Linked DNA regions of Mus musculus: region 1 is linked to region 2. Evidence: chromatin loops called from intact Hi-C (ENCODE). Cell type or tissue: heart. All regions are shown on one strand.

Evidence for each region. Peaks named below come from ENCODE experiments on the same cell type or tissue, not always from the same donor. Only the 100,000 strongest peaks of a DNase experiment are listed, where the experiment ranks them.
Region 1: it touches region 2 in a loop (3-fold over the local background); 2 of 42 quality-filtered maps call a loop at or near these places.

What each region holds. Positions count from the first base shown.
Region 1 is chr11:94,282,743-94,290,742 of GRCm38, reverse strand. Gm21885 (predicted gene, 21885) reads right to left here. Exons shown (of 4, transcript NM_001378258.1): 2 at 7,158-7,232; 3 at 5,912-6,087; 4 at 4,483-4,904. The coding sequence ends at 4,758. Among named protein-coding and RNA genes, the nearest start is that of Gm21885, 4.9 kb to the right of the region's middle. In heart, no CTCF peak of the experiment used is centred here; no DNase peak of the experiment used is centred here.
Region 2 is chr11:94,483,097-94,491,096 of GRCm38, reverse strand. Spata20 (spermatogenesis associated 20) reads left to right here and starts at 5,787. Exons shown (of 16, transcript NM_144827.4): 1 at 5,787-5,887; 2 at 5,998-6,180; 3 at 6,279-6,343; 4 at 6,456-6,610; 5 at 6,686-6,829; 6 at 6,947-7,148; 7 at 7,384-7,514; 8 at 7,612-7,716; 9 at 7,937-8,000. The coding sequence starts at 5,811. It overlaps Epn3 (epsin 3), which reads left to right. Exons shown (of 10, transcript NM_027984.3): 10 at 1-1,498. In heart, no CTCF peak of the experiment used is centred here; a DNase peak (open chromatin) is centred at 4,876; H3K4me3 peaks cover 646 bases; H3K27ac peaks cover 196 bases; H3K27me3 peaks cover 5,704 bases.

The DNA of each region.
Region 1 (8,000 bases), 200 kb after region 2:
GTAATTTCTTTTAACCCAGTCTTGTTTGGTTATAAATGTATATATTGCTGTGTATGTAGTGTGTAGTACATATAACAAAGATATTTGAGAAGTAATAAGGCAGGTATTTCAACTGGAAGTAGCAGCATGTTTGTATCTAGCCCCATCGACTGTATAAAGTACCACCCCAACCACAGGTGGTTACATATCTATCATAGCAGTTCCTGTGACTTAGGTTTTCAATACTGCCATCAGTTTATAGGTGAAGAAACTGAACAAGTGGCTTATCTAGGAAATGGCCTCGTGTCGATCAATATTAGGGCACAGAGACTGGGTCTCTTCTCTGTCTTTTCTAACTGTAGTGCTGCTGTGCTCCTTCTAGTATGTGTTAGGGGTCATCGCAGAATTTATTAAGTAAAATACTCTCTATTAAACTAGGACGAATCATGAAGCCATCACTTTTAGAAGCACTGTATGAGAACATGTTAATCGGGACAGAGCCCTTCTGGCTTCCCCGGCTTATCTAGAGATGCAGCTGTAGGTGGGGAGGCTGTCTCTGAGGTGTGAGAGACGAGTGAAGATGAAGTTAATTGACAGCAGCAGTCTGGCACACACCAGGTTATCCAACTCTTGTTGGCTTGCTTGCTCGATGACATTGTTGTATTAAGAATGAAACGTAAGAAATGTGCTCAAGTACTAAAATGCCAGATTGCTTTCTTCTGCCTCGTCTAGACTCAACAGTGAATATAAATGAAGGACAGCAAGTTGGGCTCCTGTGAAAAGGCATCTTCTGGACACTTAGATGCAGATAAAGGATTTGAGAGAGTTTGCTCTTTAAGGTGTCCAGTATAGAGGCTAGGAAACTTACTGTAAGAAATGCATTTCTATTTTGTAGACCAAATAGTGTTTGTGTGTGTGTGTGTGTGTGTGTGTGAGAGAGAGAGAGAGAGAGAGAGAATTGTCTGTGTCATGTCTTTTTGGAAAGCCAGTCTTAATTTTGAAATCAGGGCAAGCAGTTAGTTGATCTTTTTAAAAATGCCTTTTTGGAACTTTTTACCACATGAAAAGTATAACAATATAATCAATCTCTGTTAACCTATCTCCAGTAATACTCATAGCTATAGCTAGTTCCATGAGTGTGCATGTTTTCAGTGTGTATGGGGAGGGGTCTTGCACAGGTGTATATGTGTGCATTGTGTGTATGCATGTCTACTCTTAATGTATTCTCAAGAAAGTCTCAGTTATGCCATGTAACTTGTGTCTCTGAAAGAAGAGGCTCCCTTTGTAAAATGTGAGCTTTTACTCGGGAGATCTCAGACTGATAGCTCTTTACTTTGTAGCTCTTGAGAGTGGAGAACTGGAGCCTACTCTCAGGCCTCTCCTGTAGAGTGTAGACAGCCTCTGCAGCAGACTCCAGCTACACTTCAGTTGGATTTGAAACCACTTGTGTACCTCGGTAATCATGAGCTGTTAAATTGTTTGAGGTATTCTGTTCAGGTAAATTCTTCTACAACAGTTCTCACCTTGATTGCGGGCAGGATTACATACATACATACATACATACATACATACATACATACCCTTGGAGCTGAGCCACCAAATTAAAGATTTTGGGGCTATACAATCGGAAGATTTGACTCTCTAGGTGCTGATAGATGCAGTTGATGTGGTTTGGGTATGCTGTAGATTCCATCTACATGCATGAAACCTTCTGTGGGGTGACACTTCACTCAGGGTTGGCTTGCAACCTTCGTTCTGATTGGTTTCTATTTGCTTGTTAAAGAACCCTCCTTAGATGGCTATGCATTTTAACTTGTTTGATAACTGCAATTGTAATGCTTGTTCTTGGTTTAAAAGCAACAGCGAAATACTCCGTATCTGTCTTCCCTTACCACTGATTGTCTGCTCCTTGCTAGATCCAGGATCAAGATCCTGATGTTGCCTATTCTTTCTTCCAAGTACCAGGGAAGGGGGCAGGAAGTGGGAGGTGGGGATATAAAATGTCTTTTTATATATGGTGGGAATATAGATTTCTTTATATATGATGGTGTCCATCATATATGTCCTGAATTTGCCATTTTCAGTTACCATATTTGGAAACATTTATCTTGAGATAGAGGACACAGTGCTTTGAAGTTGAAAGTGTTGCTTTTAAAAAGTACATTTCAAGTAAGCTGAAACAGGGTAAATGGCATTTTCATGTGTCAGAATGATGGATTTTCTATTAACATGCATTTCCCGAGTTTCACAGTTGATCTATTTCTTTCCCTCGGCCATCTCAAGTAGATCAGTTATCTGTCAACAGGTTTGTTTAGGGGCAACTTTGGAAACGGTTCAGCACAGTTAAGTGTCAGCCCTAGGTACATACTCGAAAAACTCTTACATGCTGCCAGGAGAAGGATGAACAAATATCTTAATGTCATCTTGTGTAATGAAGAAGAGAAAACCCAAACCAGCAAAACCCTGGGCGGATCCCACCAGCATTTGTGTGGATAACTAGCGTGACCCATCCCCACCGTGGAATTCCACAGGCGTGAAGATGAACTTCAGCTCCACATGTGACCTGGATGACCACGACTTAATAATGTCCCCAGAAATCAAGCCACAGAAGGAGTTTTCCATTATGCTTCCCTTTGGTAAAGGTCAAAACAGGCTGTTAAGAGTACACGGTAAATGACAGAGAGACAGACAGTCGGCATACAGATCACTCTTAGCGGCTGCTTGAGAATGACCTTGGAGGGCAGGGTGGGTTTCAGAGTAATGGCCACCGCGTTTTCTCTAACTCGATGGGCTTTTTTCTTTTTGAACTGTATGTTTGTGTGCTTTTGTGTATATGCTATTTCTTAATAAAAAAATTTTTTTTAAGTGGGAAAAGGACTTGGTGTAGGTAGTGACTGATAAACATGCTAGCTAACCTCAATACATACAGATTTTAAAAATACACTTTCTCCTTTTATTCTCGATGGTCTCACTATATATAGCCCAGCCTAGTCTGGACCTAGGGAATCTTTCCATCAATTCTTGGGTTATGAGTACACTACCATACTTGGCCAGATATAGAATCCTGAACACTACAGACAAGGCGTACACATGTGGTATCTTTTGTTAAATGGCAGCTAGGGAATGGGTACTCGTAAGCAGCCTTCCAAGGAAGGTTAACAAGAACATTTACTCTTTACGAAAAAATGATTAGGACTTGAAAAGCACCAGCAGAGGTGTGGGGTTTACATAGGCAAGCATTCATTCCTATAGTCCTTTCCCCCACGCCCTGCTCAGTGAGACTTCAAGGTGAGCTGGGGACAGCTGTGAGCTCAGTGTGCATGTAGGCGCAGGTCTTGATACTGGGGTTGGTCAGTAAAGAGAAAATGTGTAACTCCCTCCCCCATTGCCTGCTGCCCTCTTCTCAGTGCAGCACTGCAGCCGTGAGCTGGACAGGACATCTGTCAGTAGCTGGCAGTGCCAAGGGAAGTTGTGAGCAGTTAGGAGTGAGAGTGCTGACATTCTTCTAACCCAGCTAGGTTCCGGGCATCTTAGTCTAACGTTCATTCTGCTGCCTGGTTCATTCCACCTAAGAGTTATTTAATGGACTTGCTCCCTATGCAGGGACTTCATATACATTTAAGATATAAAGTAAACCTAATTGTGCATCCTCTAGAACCCCCAGGTTTTAGGACATACAGAAAAGGGTCTGTGCACCTGTAATGCCAGCATGTGGGAGGTTTGGGGTCATCCCCTCTACTACACAAAGTCTGTGCTCTTGGGGCTAATAGATCCCCATGCCCCAGCCTCCCTTCCCTGTCCCTGTTCTGTTTTTGAGTGGAGTATGCTTATTACTAGAGCAGGTAAGAACTTGGTCCTTAGCTTTATGAAAGGATTACTGTTTGCACTGGAACTAGGCACTGGATGTCACCTACTAGGTTCTGCCATTAGGATAGAGGATAACATTTGCCTCCTGACTAAGTTGTTTTTCAATTAAAATTGACTAATTGAAAACAACATTTTACAAATAATGATTTTTAGCTATTAACCTAAGCAGCCTTGAGCTCCTGCCTAAATTTTCCTATTGAAAGTGAAACACAAGGGAGTTGTCACTGAGGATCCATCCTGCCCAGTCACAGTTAGCTGTTGCTGAGCCACTGGAGCTAGCCAGCATGGTTTTAAATAGCCTTCTAACAGTTGTTGGGTATGGGTAATGCCTACTGTGTGTCCTTACCTTCCCTCTAATCTCAGCTGCTAGGAATGCAAATGGTCTATGAGGAGCCCTGGTGTTTTAACTAAATTCATAAGGATCAGAGGTGACGCTAGTCAAGGAGCAGTGGCTGTGCAAAGAGGAATGGTGAGGGAACGTAGGCGGGTTACCGCTGAGTGCTTATGAAGTGAGTTACTTAATAGCCACCACAAGTGGGCTTGAGAGCAGCTTGGGTATGATGACTGCCAGCCTCGGAGTGAAGCTAGGGAAGCTGCCACCGACTACAGTGATGGGAGCTGTTGTCACAGATTGTCTCGGGCTGGAGAAGTTAATTTACTCAGATCATAAGTCACTCCAATGGATAGGTAAATGAAGCTGGGCGTGCATCCGTGCATGTAACTCAGTCAGATGTCAGTATTGGGCTTCAGCACTTCAGAATAAACTTGGCCCCATGGGTGCCATGAGCTTGTGAAACAGTTCCTACTAAGAAGTTGCAGATGACATTTTTTCCAAAGTTCATTGTGGTTAGCCAGATTGTCACGTGGGCCTAGCCTCATTATTGACAAAATTACTGCAGACCCTTCTGGAGCTAGTAAGTCATTTTGGCAGCATTACTATTGTAGCATGGTGTCTCTGTCCGAGGTAATGCTGTGTGCTGAGTCCAGTCAGGGTTTCCACTCTTCACCAAGAGGAGTTCTATCTCCTGAAAGTCCTGGAGTCTTTGAATGTCTTTGTCCTACATGATGGGAAAGATTGAGGGATTTAAGAACACTATGTAAGTCACTGAAGTAAGGCAAACTATTACTGAGAGCTGCTTCAGATTGGCTTTTGTCTCTCCCTGGGGATGTCAGCAGTTGAATTGTTTTTTTGAGACAGTCTCTGCCTGGCATTCAAAGGTGTCTACCTCTGCTTCTCCCAAGTACTAGGGTCATCAAGGTGTGAGCCGACATGCCCAGCCTGATACTAACACTGTCTGGAAAGTGTGATCATCTTGTGACTTAATGATAATTTACAAAGGTTCTATCATTAAGGACTGAGGCATCAATAAAAAGGCCAAGGGCATTTCAGAAGGTTTTTGTCCTGGAACTTAGACTATAAGACCACAGATCTACTCACCTCCCAAGTGCTGGGATTACTAAAGGTGTGTGCCACCACTGGCCAGCTTGGGGGAAAAAATCTTAAAGCATGAAACCTGATATTATAACTTGAGATCTACATTTTCTTCCTGGGGAGAAAAATTCAAAGAAGGGTTAGAGAGATGGCTCAGCTGTTAGGAGCACTGTCTGCTTTTCCAGAGGTCCTGAGTTCAATTCCCAGCAACCACATGATGGCTCACAACCATCTGTAATGGAATCCGATGCCCTCTTCTGGTGTGTGTCTGAAGAGAGCAATACTGTGCTCATATACATTAAATAAGTAAGTCTTTAAATAAAGTTCAAAGAAACATTTCTGTGGATTGCTAGGCAGTAAGTGCAGACCATGTTCTAGTCTGAGGACAATATTGTCTTTATTAGCCAGAGATTGGCCCAGCTAAAAATAAAAGCCTTTAAGTTGCAGATCACTTGCCGCTCAAGCAGGCTTGTAACATGAGTAGAAAAACGGCTGGTTGAAAGTGTCCCAGTTACTTCATGGCTCTCCTGTAGGTTCTAGCATCTTAAACTTCACTTGGAACATAAAAACTGAATGATTGGCTTTGTGTCACTTCACCCACCAGAATGGTGCCTTCGGTGGTATGTGACCTACCTTCCGGAGCAGTGTGTTTGGCAGCTTCCTCATCTTCTCCACTTGTTCTGGGGGGATCCCCAGTTGAGAGCAGCTCACCTGGAGTAGGTTGTGGTAACTTAACTCTTGTCTGGGCAGCTCAATTTCAATGAAGTCATTTTCTCTGGAATCCTGAATTCTCACTTTAAGCACCAGCTCTGGTCACCCATAAATTCAACATAGTTTTTTTAAGAGATAAAATACCCATTTTAAAGATTGTTAACATCAGTTATTAGAGCAAAGATGATGCTAAGAATTGAACCATAAGTAGACTTGAAGTTTTTGCAGATATGCTGCGCTGACCGTAGTTTGTGCCCACCTGGCCAACTACTAATAGATTTGATTGCAGTTTGATGCCAGCCAGTCTTTCCAAGGTGTGTTTTTGTTTAGTTATTTGGAAAAGACATATGTCTTTGAATGCCATGTGTGTGTGTGCAGGTACCTGTGGCCAAAAAGTGTTCGATCTTCTGGACTGGAGTTAGAGTCAGTTGTGACCTGCCAGATGAGAACCAAACTGGACTCCTGGAAGAGCTGTAAGCACCCAGCTTTCTGAGCCATCTCTCCAGCCCCCATTTGTCTTTAAAAGCAGGTCTCACTATACAGCCCAAATAGACCTTGAACTCTGGACTCTCCTACCTCAGCCTTGGAATGACAGGCATGCATGCCACACCTGGCATCTTCCTGTGTCTGGACTGGGGACTAAATACATGTACAGCAAGTATACTCTGAGTGATATTTTTAGCTCTTAGAGATTTAAAATACATAATGGAGGATTGGAGAGATAGATGCCTCAGTGGTTAAGAGCACTAGCTGCTCCTCCAGAGAACCTGGGTTCCATTCCCAGCACCCACATGATAGCTAATAACTATCTGTAACTCCAGTTACAGGGATCCACTGGCCTCTGAGGGTACCAGCCACACATGGTGCACATACGTACATGCAGAAAATCACCCATACATATGAAAGGAAAGCACACAGTGGATATTTTAAGACAGTGTAGCAGTTGGGATATTTGGCCGTTGGAAAGTTACTATGAAATATTTATTGGGCCAGGTGCCAATCACTTAGTGTGATTCTTGCAGCATCCCTTGAGAGCTAGTGATTTGTGCAACTATGGCACTGAATGTGAGTCTTGACAGTTTACTCTCTCAAGGACTGTATGGACTAGAGAGATGCGGAGCCATGTGGTGAGCAGTTTGACAACATGGTCCAAGAGCCTAGGCCTTACCTAGACCGGCGCTGTCTGTTGTGCTGTTGTGTGGCTCAGTCGGCAAGTGTGGGTTCATGCCGTGTTGACTTTGACCTGGGAGAGTTAGGAAAGAGATGGTCTGAGAAAGTGGTAGTTCCAGTGCTTGCCTGGGTCTGCTTCCTTCTCCCCCCACCCAAGCCTATTCTCCCTTCATGGGTAGACCAGGAAAAGGACTAGTCTTAATCTTATAATAATAAAGGTTTATTTCCGGGTGGGGCATGCTGTGGTTCCTGTGTGAAACCTTTTAAGTAGGCTCTGAGGATTGGATTTGGGTCTTGGGCTTATGTGGCAACTGGCCATCCCTTGGACCCTGGTTTTAACTATGAGTGATTTTTTTTCTTAATTACCAAATCATGAAAGGAAGCCAAGTCTATAAAGTGGTGCCTAGTCTGGGAAAGGAATATTTGTAATCTATGCTCTTATGTTTCTATTGGTATTTTTTTTTTTTTGTATGCACTATTTTGTTTCCAGGTCTCTAGTGAAGCTACGTAGTAGAAAGGTCCAGTTATACAGAGAAACCCATAGGCAGAGAAAAGCTTCCTTTAAAACCTTGTAGGGTGGGCTGGAGAGAGAGCCATTAAGAGCACTGACTGCTCTTCTAAAAGTCCCGAGTTCAATTCCCAGCAACCACATGGTAACTCACAACCATAACTGAAAACAGCAACAGTGTACTCACACGCAATTTAAAACAAAACAAACCAAAACTAAAAACACCTTGTAGGGCTGAGGTTCCGTCATGCCTAGGGCCCTGGGTTTGATTCCCAACACGAGTAACAACAAAACTCCAAGGAGATGAATGAGTCTTTAGAGTTGAGTGAGCTT
Region 2 (8,000 bases):
GTTGAGCACTGATCTGTGGACCCCCTGACACATCCTGAAACCCAACTAGGGACTGACCGCGTCTTGGGGACGAAGACTACACCCGCCTAATAAAGACTGGAATCTACGTCCTCAGCTCTTACCAAGTGGACTTTTTGAGGGGTGTGGCAGCTGGATCAGGACCCCCGCACCCATTACCTGCTGAGGCAGAAACTCCTTGACAATCTGAATGTCCTCATAGCCCTCTCAACCCCCATTCCCCTTTCCTCTTGGCCTGGTGCCTCCCTTTCATGCTGTCTCAATCATTCAGGCATTAGTCCATCACACACAGGATACTCCTAAAGTAAGGGGCGACAGCATTTGCTCATTCTTTGATGTGCTATGCACCTTAGGCAGAGAATTTCACCTAATCGTATTGCAAGGAGCCTCGGCGTTACTTCAGAGTTTGTAAGGCCCTACCTAAGCTGGATATGCAGTACTCTCTGTCCAAAACTGGGTTAAGAATTTCAAAACAGAGTTGATAAACATGGTGACACATACGAGTAATCCCAGCACTTAAGGGGGTGGAGGTAAGAGGATCCTGAGTTCAAGGCCAGCCTGGGCTTAACATTATTATTATTATTATTATTATTATTATTATTATTATTATTACAAGGCAGGAGAAGAATAAACTAAAGGTCCAAACTTCCCAAGAGAGGTAGCACAGGTCTTTCTTACTAGTCTTATTTAATAGCCAACAGAAGCTTTCGAGAAGTACAGTGACATGTTCTAAATCACAAAGCTGGAGTGACGTGGGGCTAGGATTCAGAGTCAGACAGTCTGGCTCCCTGGGGAGGATCAGGTTTAATACAGCAAACACTGACTGTCTTGGATGAAATGCTGGGCTCATCCAGGAGGAACCCAGGATGGCTGAACCCCCATCTTCCAGGAGCTAGGAGGACAGAAAGGTAGTCGACAAGCCAGTAGCACTGGATATAGCTGCAGTACAGCCAGTCACAGGAAACAACTTCTCTTATGTCTGACTTGGTCATCCAAAATTCAACTCTGCCCCAGCTCCTTTCACCAGGGCTGAAGAGAGCCACCTTGACTATCTGAGGTCTGGACCTCTGCAAGGTTGTTGCAGGGCTTAGGAAACCAAACACAGCCAGCACCTGGACTTCTGCCTTGAGGGTTACCATGGCTACCCACGTGCGCTCAGGACCCAGGGTCTGACCTGGCAGGCAGCTTGAGTCTGGCTTTGTTCTCTTTGGGGGTCACCGAGAGCACGTGGACTTCCTCAGCCTGAAGCACCATAGTCAGAGGTGGCCCATTGTCACTGTCCTTCTTAGGAACATGGGCAGGAGCTGTTCTGGTTGTAAGGGAGGGCAGGCAGCCACAGGGCTGCTGCAGGCAGGAGGGGGCAAGAGCAGCTGCTTAGAAGCCGAGCCTAGCAAACTCTGCTCCAGGGCTGAACTTAATGATAATCGCCTAGTAATGAGTGGTTAAGTCGCTCTTGAGTAAATGACTTCACCTCTCTGTGTCTGTGCCTCTGTTTCCTTCTTTGCAAAAGTTCCTTCTTTGTGGGGTTGCTACGTGGAAGCTCCCGTGGCAGTTGGCCATTCATCCCTATCTGTCTTCTGCCCCATCGAAACCCAGAAGGGTCAATGCTCCTTGGCCCCAGGGCTCTGCTGCCCCATACCTCTCCGCCCCTCCTCCCCTGAGCCCCGAAGAACAGGTTGGTGGCCTTGCTTCCGGAAGCTACAAGGATCACCTTCCTCCCCAAGGCTGGCACTCTGCTCTGCTCTGCCCTGTCTGGGGCAGCCACTCCCCATTCCCAGCATGCTTTCCTCATGGTTCAGCTCTCACCCCAGTTCCATATTAACTCCCTGATCCTGGACCTCTCATCCATCTTCATTCATGTCTCGGCCATCACCCCCCAAATCCTTGGCACTCACAACAGGGCTCTCGGTCTCCCCTGGGAACTACTCTTTTGGCACCGGAGCATGGCTTATAGGGCAAACCCAACCCGCAAGCCTGTGGCCCTCATCCTCAGACTCTGTCAGGCATCCCATCTCTCTCCTCTGGGCCTTCAATTCGCTTTCTTCCAGACAGACCCTGCCCTCCAATGTACAGCCTCCTTGGCTTCATCCTTGAAATCGAAGTCACTGTACCCTTCTTTCCCACTTCTAGCTGGCGGGATGCCTCCTCTCAGCATGATGTCACTAGGACTACAGTCACCAGGTCCAGCCCAGGGTCCAGCTTACTAAAGCCAGAGGACATTTGACTTCTCTGTAGGCACTTCATTGTGTTTCTTGGTTTTGTGTATTTCCCTCTGTGTGTGTGTGTGTGTGTGTGTGTGTCTGTGGGTGGAGTTCAAAGGACTTCACATGTCATTCCTCAGGTACCTTTCACATTTTGAGACAGGGTTCCTTTTCATGTTTTAAAATTTTATTATTTTATGCGCATTGATGTTGTGCCTGAATATGTTCACACACCACATGCACGAGTTACAGTTGTGAGCCACCATTGATTGGCAGGGGGACAGGGGGATTTAACCAGTCCTCTAGAAGAACAATCAGTGCTCTCAACCAGCAGGCCATCTGTGTAGCCACGGACAGGGCTTCCTCTTGGCCTAGAACTTTGCCAAGGAGACCAGGCTAGGAGGCCACTGAACTCCAGGCATCTGGTCTACCTCTGCCTGTCTCAGCGTTGCTGAGGTCATGCTGTTGCTTTTGTTTCCTGTGGGTTGTGGGGATTGAACTTGAGCCCTCGAGTTCATGAAATGAGCACTTTTGTTGAATGAGCTAGCCTCCTGCCCCTCCCCCACCGTATTTTAGCAGAGGCCTTTCTTTGCAGCTCAAGTTGGCCTTGAACTCATGCTCTTTCGGTCTCAGCCTCCAGCCTCGTCTCTCCTTAGCTTCCTACGCACTGAGATGTTCAGTTGTGTGTCACCATGCCTAGTTGCTCTTAAGATCCCTGCCGCTCTGCTTCCAGGATGCTACAATGTCTGAATTTATGCATGGGTCCTGCCTACCTATGTTGTCAAGATTCAAGGTGTATGGGTCTGAGCTCTTTGCTCTCAGTGTGCTGTTTTCTTAATAGCCCTCCACATAGGAAATCCTTTCCTCTTTCCCAACAGCCTCCCTTCTGTTCATTAAGCCCTTAATCCCTCTGTTCTATTTGCACATCTCAAAGGTATTCAGACCAATAGGTCAAAAAAAGACCTCTTAGCCCCCTACAGCTCCCCCTCTTCAGAGTGAGGCCTTAGCCTTTACTGTTCACTCTGACCCTCCTCTCCTCAAAGTCCCTTCCTCTGCAGCTTTACCCCTAGCCCCTGATAAGCCTCCTGTCTCCCCTGTGTGCTGCCAAGACCCCCTCATTAACCTTGCTTCCATTCTTTCCCCCATTCCAGACCTAAAAGGATGCTTTCCTGATTAAAACAGGCTGGGCAGCCTTGGCGCACTCCTTTGATCCCAGCACTCGGGAGACAGACAGTGGATCTCTGTAAGTTCAAGGCCAGCCTGGTCTACAGAGCATGTTCCAGGTCAGCCAGGGCTACACAGAGATACCCTGTCTGGGGTGGGCTAACAAGGCAGGCAAGTTCTACTGCAGCTTTCTTCTTATGTCATTAGGAACTTCCTTTCTCAGAAGGTGTGACTCCTGCTGAGGCACGGATAAGGCCCTGGATTCTATCATCAGCAATGCTTCCTCCTCAGAGTTCACCCCCTGCCCCAGACCTCGTCCTACCCACTCACCTAACTTCCCTTGCTGGTTAGTTTTATGTCAACTTAACCCAGGCTAAACTGATTTGGAAGCAGAAATCTCAACTGAGAAAATGTGCCCCCATCAGACTGGCTTGTGGACAAGTCTGTGGTGCATTTTCTTGATGACTGATGTCTGAGGGCTCAGCTCACTGTTGTGAACAGCGCCTGCCACCCCTGGGTTGATGGTCCCCGGTGCTAGCAGACAGCAGGCTGAACAAGCCATGGAGAACAAGCCAGTAAGCAACGTTCCTCCGTGGCTTCTGCTGCAGTTCCTGTCTCCAGATTCCTGCCTTGAATACCAGCCCTGACATCCCTTTGATGATGGACACAGGACTATGATGTGGAAGTATAAGATAAAATAAACCCCTTTTTCCCCAAGTTGTTTTTGGTCATGGTGTTTCATCATAGCAATAGCAAGCTAACTAAGCCAGCTTCCTATCCACGTTCGTTACCTATCCCTTTTCTCTGCCCTCCAGCTATACTAGCCTTCTGCTGGCCCTCAGTCTCAATACCCTCACCTGCCACAGGACCTTTACACATGCTGTTTCTTCTGCTACATCTCTCACTCCCTGCACTCTTATTCTTTATAGCTACCAATCAAGTATAATGTCCTCAGCAGAGCTTTCCTCTGTGTCTCTTCTACTGGATCGAGTCTCTTGCTAGATTATACCCATTCACGGTACTTGTCGCAGTGTGTAGCTGACTATTCACTAGCTAGTCTCTGAGTAAAAGGGTAGGGAGGAACACACGGGTGTTCGGTGCCTGGTATAGTAGTAGACAGCAGAGGACGCTTGTCATTGACTGAATAAAGTGAATGAACCAAGCAAACAGAGCATGCAGTAAGGACATATTGGCTCAGTGTTACTACTCTGGGAAGGCTTCTCGGAGTGGGTGGGTTCTAGGGAGGATGGGTAGGCTGGATCAAGCAAATTTGGCTGGCTGATCAAATCCTTCGAAGGGAGCCTTATCTCTTGCTTGTAAAAGGGGAAAGAGCTAGGCAAAAGTATTGGATGCTCCGAGGGTCACTCTTCCTGCCAGCACTTTAAATGGAACCCAGCTTATTTTACTCGAATTTTAAGCGCTGAGACGGTTGGATCTTCAAAGGCACGGCAGGGCTGTAGTTCCGCGCTCTACCGCCGAGCGGCGCTCGGAGACCAGCCACAGGGCCAGAGACTTGGCGAGGACAGGGTTCTGGGCCCGCCCTTCTGCAGCCTACCGCCCGAATTGGAGCAGCTATACTGAAGAGTGTGGGACTGTCTGGACCCCAACCTCCGGTCGCCCCACTGTGGGGGTGGGCCTTGCGGCTAGCGGCAGGTATGAGCAAGACACTACAATATGCCTGGCGCCGCGGCAGTCCGTCTTTCAGGCATAGTCTGCGATGTCTGCTCGGATCCCCCTACATGAAGGCTCCTTTTCTTCCCCCACCCTTCTTATCCGCTGCAGGATTAGCTCAGGCTAGCTCTTTGGCTACTTTAGCACCGCCTCTAGGAAGCCTTTCTAGAATGATGTGCTGTCCACAAACCCCTCTCTTGAAGCACCCTGCACCCTGTCACAAACTCATGTTGCTGCCCTGCCTGCTATTTAGTTGCGTTCCCAGGTTGAACTCCCTAAGATAGGTCTATTTGATTCTGAGTGGTCCCTCTCTCCTTCTCCCTCTCCTTCTTTCTTATCTCTCTTCCCCTCTTTCCCTTTCTCTCCCCTCCCTCTTTCCCCTCTGTGTGTATGTATGTGTGTGTGTGTGTGTGTGTGTGTGTTTAGTGTAAGACCTGGTCCTTCAAAGTACTCTGGAGTTCTTGGCTAGTCCCTGACTACTTCTTCTGCTTGTCCCTCACCTGGTCCAGTCCCGGACCCAATACCCATTCCTCTTGACCTGTCTAGACACTAGCAATAGCCACTCCCTTCCTAAGTCACCCACATGAATGCTAAGGATGCCTGCAGTGCAACCGCCCAGGGAGGGGCACTCCACGGGTGATAGAACAGAGCAGGATGGACCATTCTACTCATTATGACCCTCTCTGACCTCACAGATACCCTTCCTACCGCCAGGTCCAAGAAGCTGGGGGAGACTAACCTGGCAGGGAGCCCCCAATGAGCCACCATTCCTCACCACCCCCAAAACATAAGGGGGAGCACAAAGGCCACGGTCTCCCCCGTGGTTCAGAAAGGTGGGCTGGACAAAGAGTGGGGGTCTTTGTGGCTGGGTAACCATTGAGCTGATTTGGGTGGGGCAAAGGGGAAGTGGCCTTCATTTGTGTGACCCATCTGCCCACATTAGGGGCAGCTCTTCCCGGGACAAGGACCGAAGTGCTACTACAGTTAGTAGTTCAGCGCCCATGCCTGCTGGAGGAAAGTCAAGCCGGACTAACTGTCCTCCACCTGCACCGCCGAAGACCGTCAATCGCCTGATCAATGAGAAGTCTCCATACCTCTTACAGCATGCCTACAACCCGGTGGATTGGTGAGAGCCATCCCAGGGTTTCCCTTGAAGCATCTGGGGTCCCTAATCCTCTGAGACTCCCTAGGCTACTGAGTGACCTCTCTTCCTGTTGGGTCTAGGTACCCCTGGGGACAGGAAGCCTTCGACAAGGCCAAAAAAGAAAACAAGCCGATTTTTCTCTCAGGTATACACCCACTGTTCCCAGAATGAGGTTCAGTGACAGGCAGAGGGTTGGGGGTGGTCCCTTGGGTCCCCCGGGGACCTCCTCCTGCCATCCTGTCCCTCTTCTCTCCTAGTGGGGTACTCTACCTGTCACTGGTGCCACATGATGGAGGAGGAATCCTTCCAGAATGAAGAGATAGGGCGCCTGCTCAATGAGAACTTCATCTGTGTCATGGTGGACCGAGAGGAGCGGCCAGATGTGGACAAAGTATACATGACTTTTGTGCAGGTGAGCCATCTCTGTGGCAGTCTAGTCACACCTACAACGCGGCAACTCCCCTGACCCTGGCCCTCCCTCTTCCAGGCCACCAGTAGTGGAGGAGGCTGGCCAATGAATGTGTGGCTGACCCCCGGCCTCCAGCCATTCGTTGGGGGCACCTACTTCCCGCCAGAGGATGGTTTGACTCGAGTTGGCTTCCGAACAGTGTTGATGAGAATCTGTGATCAGGTGGGTGGATGTCTGGGAGGGAAGGTGCCCACGTGCAGGTTGAGAGACCACAGCCACCTCCCATCCCCACCCCGACCTGTGTATGCTGACTTCCACGTGTGTGCTCACCTCCTGTAGTGGAAACTGAACAAGAACACCCTTCTGGAGAACAGCCAGCGCGTCACCACAGCCCTTCTGGCCCGATCTGAGATCAGCGTGGGTGACAGACAGATTCCAGCCTCTGCTGCCACCATGAACAGCCGTTGCTTCCAGCAGCTGGATGAGGGCTATGATGAGGAATACGGCGGCTTCGCCGAGGCCCCCAAGTTTCCCACACCTGGTCAGTGACCTCTGACCCTGACCTATATAATGAGCATCGGTGCCTTTGGCCTCTCTTGTGCGGCTGTGTAGCTTTCCGGTCCCCTGTGGGCTGATATTCTGACCTCTGACTCAGAGGCCAATGGCCTGTGTCCTCTAAGTGGATGGTAGAAGTTCCCACCTTCCAGCCTGACAGACAGAGACTGACTGGGCAGAGCCTCCCTGGAACCTCTCACCCTCTCCTTCCTGCTCCACAGTGATCCTGAACTTCCTGTTCTCCTATTGGCTCAGTCACCGGCTCACCCAGGATGGCTCCCGAGCTCAGCAGATGGCGTTGCACACCCTGAAGATGATGGCCAACGGAGGCATCCAGGATCATGTGGGGCAGGTGAGGGCAGGCCAGGTTCCGTGCCGGCCGGCCGGGGCAGCAGGCCTAGGGACAGAGGCTGAGATCAGTCTGGCCTAACACTCTGCCTTGACCACAGGGCTTTCACCGCTACTCCACGGACCGACAGTGGCACATCCCTCACTTTGAGAAAATGCTGTATGACCAGGCCCAACTCTCGGTGGTCTATACCCAGGCCTTCCAGGTGACTTTTGCCCCTAATCCCAATCCTGGCTGCCAGTCCCAAGACCTTCAAGCTAACGGTAGCTTCCTCTTAATTCCAACCCATAATTCCTCCTCACACTCTAGACACCTGGGCTTCCCCTACACCCCACCCACTTTCCTGGGGGGGTATCCTTTAGGAACCTGAGCCACCACCACCCCCAGTGACATTTACTTACAACCTCCACCCCCCCCCCCCCCAGATCTCTGGCGATGAATTCTACGCTGATGTTGCTAAAGGCATCCTGCAGTATGTGACCCGGACTC